Regions from separate parts of the Homo sapiens genome. Here region 2 is linked to region 1. A link is an interaction called in ENCODE POLR2A ChIA-PET data of the cell type or tissue named here. Cell type or tissue: Panc1. All regions are shown on one strand. Each heading gives the region's core, and the rest is flanking DNA. Links, peaks and the distances in the headings are about the cores only.

What was found. Peaks named below come from ENCODE experiments on the same cell type or tissue, not always from the same donor. Only the 100,000 strongest peaks of a DNase experiment are listed, where the experiment ranks them.
Region 2: POLR2A ChIA-PET joins it to region 1 with 16 read pairs; 2 of 35 experiments call an interaction of 5 or more read pairs at or near these places.

What each region holds. Positions count from the first base shown.
Region 1 is chr7:26,873,885-26,879,984 of GRCh38, reverse strand. No RefSeq gene overlaps it. Among named protein-coding and RNA genes, the nearest start is that of SKAP2, 12 kb to the right of the region's middle. In Panc1, for the core only: no CTCF peak of the experiment used is centred there; no DNase peak of the experiment used is centred there.
Region 2 is chr7:26,988,657-26,994,756 of GRCh38, reverse strand. No RefSeq gene overlaps it. Among named protein-coding and RNA genes, the nearest start is that of HOXA1, 100 kb to the left of the region's middle. In Panc1, for the core only: no CTCF peak of the experiment used is centred there; no DNase peak of the experiment used is centred there; H3K27ac peaks cover 255 bases.

The DNA of each region.
Region 1 (6,100 bases), core at 1,482-3,981:
GGAGGCTCCAGGGGATAATTTGTTTTCTTGCCTTTTCTAGCTCTTAAGCCCACCTGGCTTCCTTGGCTTGTGGCCTCTTCCTCCATCTTCAGAGCCAGCAGCATAGCATCATAAACACTCTCTATGTCTCTGTCATCACATCTCTTTCTTTGACTCTGACCCTCCTTCCTCTATCTTATAAAGACCCTTGAGATTACATTGGGCCCAGCTGGATAATACAGGATAGTTTCCCTCTCTCAAAAGCCTTAATTTAATCATCTCTACAAAGTCCCTTTTGCTATGTAAGAACACATATTCACAGGTTCTGGGAATTTGGATATGGACATCTTTGTCATATTTTCCTGCCTACTGCAGTGTGACAGACTGGATTATTGTTCCAACTCTTCACTTCCTACCAAGAAATAGGATTATAGACTCATAGCCTTTCCAGCAGTTTTGCAGTGCCTTCCCAAAATGGTTAAGTTGTATCCCCATCCCTTGGCTCTGGAATTGACCCTATGTCTTGCTTTGGCCTGTGAGATGTTGGTAGTTGTGATATAATTAAAGGCTTAGAAAGTACTCGTATGATTGAGCCTGCTCTCTTGTACTTCTGTTATTGCCATGAGAAGAACATACCCAAGACAAGAGTCATGTGGAATAGAGCTGAGTTGCCTTAGCTGAGCCTGGCCTGAATCAGTTAACCCTTGGCCAATCCATGGATCTCTACAAATTAATTATTGTTCTTTTAAATCAGTGAATTTTAAGATAGTTTGTTATGCTTAATTTTTGTGGCAATCACTGATGCAGTAGAGATCTTAGATTTTCCTTTTTCATAATCTGTCTTTCACTTATAGTTTTTGTACTGCTAGATAACATTTCTTCATCATACATTTAACACTTACTTAACAACTACCATATGCCAGGTATATGCAAAGATCTAGGCAGAAAGTTGGCAGCTTAATTTTCATTCTCTGTTCATGTAGCACTCATAGACATTGCCAAAAAAAGGGAGGAAAGGGCACAAGGAAGAGATGGAACTTGAAGTCATTCTATGATTGAACTGAATGGCAAAGATTTGATTTACTTAGTCATCATGACCAATCTACATTACTGTGACATTAATTGAATACATTTTTACTGACAATTTATGAATGTGCTTGGTGTTAGGGATACATATGAGAAGAAGATGCAGACTTTGTTTTCGTATCTAGGAATTATATTACTAATCATAGCGTAAAAAAAAGTGACAATTAATTCTTTCTATTATATTCAATTTGATTTTATAGTCATAAGAGTCATTGTGTTTCTGACTTTAAAAACATAATTTAGTAGGAAAAGAGTTTAAAACTATTAGCTTAACTAAGTTTTGTTAGTATCTGTTGATTTTAGTAATTTATACCAGTGCTTCTCAAGCTATCTTTGATGAAGGACCATTTATTTTTTGTTAAGTTTCTAATCTATGCTGACTGATACATTTATAAAATACAATAAGAAATGCTGAAACTGTGTCAAGTTGTTATAAAACATTTCTGAATATTCTGGCTTTCTATACTCATCTTTTCATGTACTGGTAACAAATAGTTTGTGGATTGGCACCTGTCAGTAGACTACACTTTGGGTAACACTGCTACTGATTCTAATTATTACAAATCAAGAATGTGAATATATTTGAATGCATGAAATTTGAAGACTTATCAGTACTTCATATGTCAAATTTATTGTTTTTTAATATTAGCTTTTAATTTTTTAAGTTAAGAAATGATATATGAAAATGAAAATGGGAAATGCTTTCTATTAATTCAGGTCCATCTTCTCTCTCTTTTTTTTTTTTTTGGCAACAGTCTCGCTGTGTCTCCCAGGCTGCAGTGCAGTGGCGCAATCACAGCTCACTGCAGGCTCAACCACCTGGACTCAAGCAGTCCTCCCACCTGAGCCTCCTGAGTAGCAGGGACAACAAGCATGTGCCACCATGCTCGACTAATTTTTAAATTTTTTGTAGAGGTCTCATTGTGTTGGTCTCATTGTGTTGCCCAGGCTGGTCTTGAACTCCTGGACTCAAGTGATTACTGGTGGTTAACACCAGTAATCCCAACACTTTGGGAGGCTAAGGTAGGCGGATTGCTTGAGCTTAGGAGTTCGAGACCAGCCTGGGCAACATGGGGAAAACCTGTCTCTATTTAAAAAAAAAAAAAAAAAAAAAAAAAGCCGGGCATGGTGATGCATGCCTGTAGTCCCAGTTACTCAGGAGGCTGAGGTCGGAGGCTCCCTTGAGCCTGGAGGCAAAGGCTGCAGTGAACCGTGATTTTATGACTGTATTCCAGCCTGAGCAACAGAGCAAGATCCAAAAGAGAGAGAGAGAGAGAAAGAAAAGAAAGAAAGAAAGAGAAAGAAAGAAATAAAGAAAGAAAGCGAGAGAAATGGAAAAGAAAGAAAATCCCCTTCTAATGTGTAGCAGTCAATTACAATAAAAAGAAAGCAGATAATTTGGGGATACTTCAGGAAGTCCTCTGTGCTCTAGCAAGTTAGGTAATTTTTCTAAATTTTAAAAATTGTATGTTTTCATAGCATTGCATAAAATATAAAAATAATTTTTTACCTCTGAAAAAAATAAGGTAGCTATTTAAAAAGTAAAAGCAAATGCTTATAGAAATATAAAGCAAGCTGGCTGGAGAGGAATTGGAATTGTCTGTGATTTTTTTCTCATATATATGGGTTCCTGGGGGAGGCATCATATTTGAAGTGATAACATGGTTTTAGGGTCAAAGCAAAGAACTAAAACAAGGAGGAAGCTAGTTTCTCATTACACTGCAATGTGTCTTTAGAATGTTGAACAAATGGACTGAAGGACAGCAAAGCACATCAATGATAAATTACATAATTCTTGATGTCATCTCTTGTCCCATAGACATGTCTGTGGCAGCCCACAAATTGTAAAGACTGGGAGATGTCAACAATGCTGACTTTCTTTGTTTACCAAATTTCAGTACATAAAACCACACTAAAGTAGTCATTAAACAAAGAAGAACTGAAAGGGGAAGAGTTGATATCTGAATTATTTCAATAAAAGTATCTTAAAATTATGCTATTAGGGATGAGGGTAAAAAATTGTTTAGTATTATGAAATTAAATTAAACATGGATTTGATGGATGAATATAGGGAAAAAGTATAAAAATTAAATGGGGTTGAAATGGGGGTAGGGGTGGAATAATTTCTAAGTATTGTAATATGCCATGCAAATTGTGAGCAGATATACAAGACAGTACTTAAAGTCCTATAAAAATGTGCATATGCATGTGTGTGTTTTTCTTTTGCCTAGTAGTTGGACACTATAGAAAAAGGGAGAATTTTGAGTGCCGTTTAAATCTTTTTTTTTTTTTTTTTTGAGACAGAGTCTTGCTCTGTTGCCCAGGCTGGTGTGCAGTGGCGCAATCTTGGTTCATTGCAACCTCCACCTCCCAGGTTCAAGCAATTCTCATGCCTCAGTCTCCCAAGTAGCTGCGATTACAGGCATGTGCCACCATGCCCAGCAAATGTTTGTATTTTTAGCAGAGACGGGGTTTTGCCATGTTGGCTAGACTGGTCTCGAACTCCTGACCTCAAGTGATCTGCCCGCCTCAGCCTCCCAAAGTGCTGGGATTACAGGCATGAGCCACCGTGACCAGTATAAATCTTATTTAATCATACTCATATTGGTCTTAGTCATTTGTAAGACACTACTGTTTAATATTGACAACTTTGAAAGTCACTGAAAAAAATTAAATGGCAATTTAATGTTAACAGCTGCTTATGGTTATCAAATCCATCAAACCCCTTCATGAATATATTAAGCACAAACCCGCCGAATTACTATTGCTGAAGACAGCTTGGTATTTTAAAATTGCCTAGTGAGAATAGATGTACTATAATAATAGGAAGGACTCTGGTTACAATTTACTATTTTGTCTTTACATATAGAAAGAAATCCAGACCTGTTTTTAATTATTTAATGTTCTGGAATCTTTGCCAACCTAGTTTTTTTTTTTTTTCCAAGACGGATTCTTGCTCTGTTGCCCAGGCTGGAGTGCAGTGGCACAAGCTTGGCTCACTGCAAATGGGGGTAGTTTTTATTGTTTAGCTATAAAATGATTTATAGGAGTATATTTAGAAAATCATGTTTCATCTAAATTAATGTTGTTTAAATAGCTACAATAACAAAAACAAAATTCCTATAACAAAATAATTCATATGGGCAATGGTACAACAATTCAGTAAATAGTTCATATAGAATAAATTATGATTCAGAGGCCAAGTGCGAATCTGCCAAAGTTTAATTAGTAAGGCAGCTATGTTCTTCAGTTTCATTCTTCTAGGAGACTGTCTTTTCATTAAATGTTGATAAGGATTTTGTGGGGATCAGTGCTATCCTAAAGAGAGAGCAGGGCACACAGCATAACATATGACCATGAACATCTTGCTTGCTTTACACTGCTAGTCTTGAAACCATTATTTGGAAGGCTGATGCAGCCTGCTTTCCTTTATAATGTTTTAAATTCCAAAATACTGTCTCAATTATCTTTCATCCAAAGCCATAATATGCTTAACCTAGGTATTAAACCATTAAATCCAGGTACTAAATCATTAAACATGATTTCTCAAACCAACCTAGATCAAAGTACAAAGGAAGATAGTTACCCATCCACTCTCTCTCTAATTGGTAAAATTTCAAGGAGTGCAGGAAGAGTCATCTTTAGCAATAGGGTGGATTGGGGAAAATTAACTTGTATCAGTGGCCCTGCATTTTCCCCCTTAGGAAAGCTCAAGGACAACTTTCCCTGACTCTGTTATGAACCAAGAATAAAAATGATATATTTAGGATCACTCAATTGGGCCTCTGAGGCAGAAAGTAGAGATTTTGGTGATAAGAATTAAAGGGAGAGAATCAAAAGTTTTTATCTTTTAATGTACCTGCTCACAGTTCAAGGTAACTTCATCAAACCATCGAGGAGTAGTAAAACAATTCACATGAAGAGAAGGGATTCTGCATTAAATTTTAGGTAGTAATGAAGAATGAGAATTTTCTTGGCATGTTCCTAGTGCACATACACCTTGGGGACTAAGCCTGATAAGTAATAGAAGGCAAGAATGGGATTTGGGCCCATCTCTTCTCTGGAGATCCAGGTGGAATATAACAGCAGCCTATAAATTAAGACTAAGAGTAAGGCAGAGCCAGAGTCCAAGAGGCCTAGATGTAATAAAGACAAATATGTCTCTTTATTAAAAATAAGTACAGTAAGGACTTTGTCTCCGAACCAGGCAGGAGAAACTCAGTTACTAGAGCTAGGATGTAAGATCAGAGCCAGATTATCACGAAAGCTGACCCTTCTGATGGTTAGGTCCCTGAGCACTGAGAATCTTAGATAAAGGAAATCAATTCAGTTAAAGGGAGAAGAGGGCTGCTACCTGGGCAGGGAACCAGGTAGCCTCTGACAAGTCTGGAATGGGATGGATAGTTCTCTCACCTTATTCCTAATTTGTAGAACCCTAAAGACGTACAGCATTATGTTAATTACTCAACTCTAGTTCATATTAAATTGCTTATTCTTAAAATGATTGACCAGGGCAGCAAAGTGCCTGAGTACAGTCATGTGCCACATAATGACGCTGGTCAATGATGGACCACGTATATGACAATGGTCCCATAAGATTATAATACTGTATTTTGACTGTACCTTTTCTATGTTTAGATACACAAATACCATTGTGTTACAATGCCCATAGTATTCAGTACATTAATATGCTGTGCAGGTTTATAGCCTAGGAGCAATAAGCTATACCATCTAGCTAGATGTGTAGCAGGCTATAGATCTAGGTTTGTGTAAATACACTCTATGATGACACAGACATACACAATGACAAAATCACCTAATGACGCATTTCTCAGAATGTGTCCCTGTTGTTAAGCGATGCATGACTGTGTATGTTTGTGTGTATGGGAATGAGATGGACAGCAAATCTTGCTAACTTAGTAAATTATACTAATAAGATTAATAACAATTATGAACTAAAAACTCAAATTGTGAACTGCATCTATCAGTACCTTTGGTTCTGGTTGGGTTGTATGTCACATCTTTTCAGAGTAAA
Region 2 (6,100 bases), core at 2,441-4,940, 110 kb before region 1:
GAAAGGGTGGCACTTTCTGGAGGGTCCTGGGGTTCTTTCTTTGTGTGGAAAGCTGAATTCTCTTGACATCATTAACATTTCTTGAGTATTTGGTAAACAGCTGGGAACATCAAAAGGAATAAGAGCCAATGCCTATCTTTTACAAGCTCACAATGTCAGTCTCATTTGTTCAGGGAGAAAAATACATAAACCAGTACTTGCAGTGTATCTTTAAAGGTTCCCCAATAGAGGTAAGGACTAATAATCCCACAGGTAGGTATAAGTAATCTATTGGGCAGTGAGGGAAAGCTTTACAGAGGAGTGACATTGGAGCTTAATCTTAGAGTATGAAGGAGCTCACCAGGCAGGGAACAACATTTCATATAGAGGAAACAAAACGTGCAAGGAATCATGAAGAAACATGCTGTGCTTGGGGAGTGGCACATAACCGGTTGTGGCCAAACTGCAGGGTTTGAAATAAGGTTTGTGAGTGCAGAGGGGGAAATTGTAAGAGATGAGGATGTCAAGGAACACTTCATCAATGTTATAAAAAACCTTGTTTGGATTTGGATTTTTATTTTGAGAATCAGAGGGAACCCATTAAAGGTTATTAAAGTTAGTAAAAAAGAAAATATTAGATTTATGCTTTAGAAAGTTCACTTTGGTACAAAGATTGGCCAGAAAAAAAGATCAGAAATGAAAGTTAGGAATCCAGGGAGGAGATGATGAAAGCTTTGTATAAGACAGTGGCAGTAGGCCAGACATGATGGCTCATGCCTGTAATTCCAGCACTTTTGGAGTCCAAGATGGGAAGATCATTTGAGCCCAGGAGTTTGAGACCAGCCTAGACATAGCGGGACTCCATCTCTACAAAAAATTTTTTAAAAAATTAGCTGGGCATGGTGGCTCATGCCTGTAGTCCCAGCTACTTTAAAGGCTGAGGTGAGAGGATCCCTGGAGCCCAGGAATTTGAGGTGACAGTGAGCTATGATCGCCACTGCATTCCGGCCTTGGTAACAAAGTGAGACCCAGTCTCAAAAAAAAAAAAAACAAAACAAAGAAACACAAACCAAAAAATCCCAAAAAACAGTGGCAGTAGGATTGGAAGATAGGTACAGATTAGAGAGAGATTCTAGAAGTACATTCAATAGCAGTTGGTGATAGATCAGATTTGGTAGTTGTATTAGAGGAAATAATGAAGAATGACTTCAGAACTGCTTTGACTGGGAACTGGTAAAGTATGGTGGGAAGAGGTTTAGGAGGAATGGAGATAACTTTGATTTTAGATGTGATCACCAATCAGTTACTGATGGCCAATTTGGCTTGTGGGTTTTAGAAGAGAGAATGGTTTAAAAAGGTACATTTGGGAGTTGCTATCATTTAAGGGGTAGGAGAAGCCATAGAAATAAACAAACTTGTTCATCTAGAGCTTCTGGAATGAGAAGAGAAAGCTCTAAGGAGTCAGCCCTGGGAAATAATCAGGGAGGGCACAGGAGAAGGAGGACTAGAATAGAGGTGTCCAGAAACCCAAAGGGCCAAGGAGTTCCAAGGAGGGAACAGTCAGCAGCATTGCTTGCTGTAGCAAACTGCTCCTGAAGTGCTTTTCCCCAGGCTGCCCACCCAAAAGGGGTGCTCTCTTGGAGGCTAGGAAGAGAACACTTCCACTTGAGTAAATGTTTCCTTCTCTCTCTTTCTCTTACTCTCTTTCTCCTACCCTTTGATTCTTTTTTTTTTTTTTTAATCACGATTCCTTTCTGCAGTGACTTTTGGGTTCCTTCCATATCCTTAAAAAACACAGTACTTGCATTGCTAGTTCAAAAGTAACATGCTGAAACTTGAGCTAAGATTCATTTCGCTTTCAACACAGAATTTTTCTCTACAGATCTAGTTCAGACTCACTTCTCTGCTGTTGAAACTTGCTTTTAATAAGACAGTCCTCCAGAGCCCAAATCTCACTGTGAGGAGAGGATACACGACCTATACCAGGGCTCAGGCTGCACTGAAGTCTGTTCAGCCACTTGGAGTCTCTACCTAAATTCTGTATCATTGTTTCAGAGGCAACGCAAGTGTAACAATCGTTGATTAAGGACAGGGCCGGGGGGCGGTGGCTCACGCCTATAATCCCAGCACTTTGGGAGGCCGAGGCGGGCGGATCACGAGGTCAGGAGATGGAGACCATTCTGGCCTGTACGGTGAAACTCCGTCGTCTCTACTAAAAATACAAATATATAAATAAAATTAGCCGGGCATTGTGGCAGGCGCCTGTAGTCCCAGCTACTCGGGAGGCTGAGGCAGGAGAATGGCGTGAACCCGGGAGGCGGAGCTTGCAGTGAGCCGAGATCTCGGTGGCTCACGCCTGTAATCCCTGCACTTTGGGAGGCCGAGGCGGGTGGATCACCTGGGATCAGGAGTTCGAGACCAGCCTGGCCAACATGATGAAACCCCGTTTCTACTAAAAATAAAAGAAAATTAGCTGGACATGGTGGTGCATGCCTATAATCCCAGCTACTCAGGACGCTGAAGCAGGAGAATCGCTTGAACCCAGGAGGTAGAGGTTGCAGTGAGCCGAGATCGTGCCACTGTACTCCAGCCTGGGCAACAAGAGCGAAACTCCGCCTCAAAAACAAACAAACAAAAAACAAAAGGAGAAGAGCCAGGCGTTCTTTTCTAATTCCCAGGTTCCCTGAAACTTCTTGTTACGAAAATAGTTCTTCATCAGATCAAAAGGAAACTCAGTCTTTTGGGTTTCACACAAACATGAAGCCATCAGCCTTTGTGGTTGAACATCCCACACACCGAGTATTGAGAAATTTTTCTATCCAATGTCACTGATCCATAGAAAATAAGTAACAAAGAAAATGATCCAAACTTCTTTGTTTGTTGGTTTGTGGTGTCACCCAGGCTGGAGTGCAGTGGCATGATCATAGCTCACTGCAGCCTCGACCTCCTGAGCTCAAGCAATCCTCCTGCCTCAGCCTCCCAAGTACCTAGGACTACAGGCACACGCCACCACACCCTGCTAATTTTAAAAAACTTTTTGTAGAGATGGGGTCTTGTTGTGTTGCCCAGGCTGGTCTTGAACTCCTGGCCTCAAGCAGTCCTGCAGTGTTGGACTCCTAAAGGGATGGGATTACAGGCATGAGCCACCATGCCTGGCTTCAGGATCCAAAGTTCTATCAGATGTGAAAAAAGTTGCAAAGAAGAAATCAAGACTCAAAATAAAAGAAGAAGAAAAGTGCTAACATATTTTTCAGGCACCTACCATGAACCAGACACCTGCTATGTATTTAATATTATTTTATTCAATCCTTAAACTCCATGAGATACCATTCCACCCATTTTGCCACTGCACTCCAGCCTGGGCAACAGAGCAAGATCCTGTCTCAAAAAATAAATAAATAGAAACAAAAAAAGTTAAAAAGTGGGGAGATGAAGTTAAGCTATATAGTTTTTATTAGTTTTCTTTTCTTTTCTTTTCTTTTTTTTTGAGATGGAGTCTCGCTCTGTCACCCAGGCTGGAGTGCAGTGGTGTGATCTCGGCTCACTGCAAACTCTACCTCCTGGGTTCAAGAGATTCTCCTGCCTCAGCCTCCTGAGTAGCTGGGATTACAGCTGCACACCACCAGGCCTGGCTAATTTTTGTATTTTTAGTAGAGCGGGGGTTTTGCCATGTTGGCCAGGCTGGTCTCAAACTCCTGACCTCAAATGATCCACCTGCCTCGGCCTCCCAAAGTGCTGGGATTATGGGCTTGAGCCACTACACCCAGCCTATTAGTTTTCTTTTTGCTTGTCTGCTTGTTTATGCAAACACTGTTAAATTTTTATCAAGCTATAATAAATGGGTTATAAGATGGTATTTGTAAACCTCATTTTAACCTCAAACCAAAAAACATACAATGGATACACAAAATATAAAAAGAGACCAAATAATATATTAGATAAATTATCCAAATCAAACAATGAATACATAATGGACTGAGATTCAAACCCTGACAGTGGCTCCAAGGCCTATGTTCTTATAATCAAAAAAAGAAGGTGGCAGAGGAGAAAAAGATAAAAATGGACAGGAGGAATAGCAATATTTCTTGCTTTCTCAGCTTCTTTCTTGCCAGCTGTCAGAAAGTTTTCTTTCTGTTGCCCAAGAATCCCAAACAATTTGCCTTATATCTTCTCTTATGGATTCAGGCTGGAGTTTACCCTTGCCCACAATCCCCTCATCCTTCTTTGAGCCTACTGACTCAGAAGATTGTGGACATGTCTGAAAAAGAATTCCTCTAGGAAGAGCCAGGACATGCGTCTTACCACAGGAACACACATTCCTGCTGTTTGCACAGCTGTATTTGTTGCTCTTAATGGTAGAGAAGGGAGGCACAAAGCACACTTAGTTTTAGAAAACTTTTCGTGGTGTAGCTGGAAGAAATTAAACTAAGGGCCAGAGGTTTCCCACTGCTTTTTCTAGAGGCCAAGATTCTTTTATTTTTGAGTTCTCTCTCTTGTTAGTGAGGAAGCATTATGGCAACTATTATATAAATGCTACCATTTATTTTTGAAATTTGACTGAGGGATGTTCCTCCCTAAAGAAATTATTTTTCATTCTTCCTAGAAAATATTTAAGGCCTCTTTCTAAATGGAGTATTTGTGACTTTTCTTTGACTAGAACAGGGCCTTGTACTCAGTGACCACATCGCTCACCAATGCTAAACCATCCTCTTCTGCCTCCCCTAACAACTATGGATCTGTTTTTTCAATTTAAAGCAACTGTTCATGGAAATACTGCTGTGAAGGAAAATATTGTGAGTTAATAAACTTTGGGCCATGTCCAATCCTCAGATAATGAAGTCAGTAGTACTTGAGCAAGAAGGAATTTACCCTGTGATAGTAATAAGTCTGTTATTTGTATGTCATAGACATAAATGGCTAAATGTATTTCAAGGTCTTGCTTGAAATTAAATGGATTTCCCTATGCATCCGTAACTAATTTATTGGCTATTCATAAAACTATGTTTGCTTAGATCCTAATTCCTAGTGAGTAGGATTTATTTAATAACTGAAATACAGAAGAATATTTATTCGTAGTAAATATAGGGCCTCATCAGTATTGCTTTGTGTTGCTTGAGCATTTATACGTTTTGGGCAAAAGTGGTGATACCTTACCTTAGATAACTCAAGGGACAAACTGAATGATTAAGAGTGAAAATATTGGACCATGTAATAAAGGGTTAATATTGCAATAATTAGGAAATTGTTAATATCCTCATGAAATATTACTGTAAAGGTAGGTACCTGTTTTACTGTGACTGTCTCTTAACTAAATGGATCCCAAATCAGATTCTGTGAAGTATAAACTATATTAAAAATTATATTTGAGCCAAAGTCCCTTCTCCTTTCCACAGCAATTACAATTTTGATCAAATCAGTGCTGAACAATATTACTTTTTCTTCCTAGCTATGGTGGGTCTAGAAATGGTTTGTGACAGAAAAGTCTTTTTATAGCTTTGCTTTCAACATGCATTTACGTTTTAATGATACGTTCTCTGCCAGTAAAAATGTAATCGTAGTACACAGAAAATCAACATGTTTTAAGCTTTCTGAGTGTATTTAAACTGTCAACAGTGAGCTGTCTGACATACAACTTTACTCTGCTTCCGCCGTTAATGGCTAGGTTGTTTTCTAAAGACAGTCTAATGACACAAGACTCCTAAATCCTGTCGGACCGTGTGAACTAAGAATGACCTGAGTGAATAGGGATGCTTTGGCCATCTGTCATTGATAGCCATATTGATCTGGAGATGGTGGCTGAGGGCACTGTGTACTGAGGGTACGGCGGTTTGCTGAGGTGATGATAACCATCACTGATACCTTTGTTATGTACTTAATTTCTCATTGTATCTTCCCCAGCTATGGAACCCTTGGGCAGTAAGTAACCTGGTTTAAAAAGTACACTTCTAGGTCAAAAGGGGACATCAGTCCTCATACATTATTCTCCTAGGTCACCATTTAGCATGTCTAAGTAAAGTTTCCTTCCCCACCCCCAGAAAAACAGCTTTTTAAAAAGTATTTATTTTGAAAAATTTCAAGCATACAGGAAGTTATGTACACTACCTAGATTCACCAGTTGTTA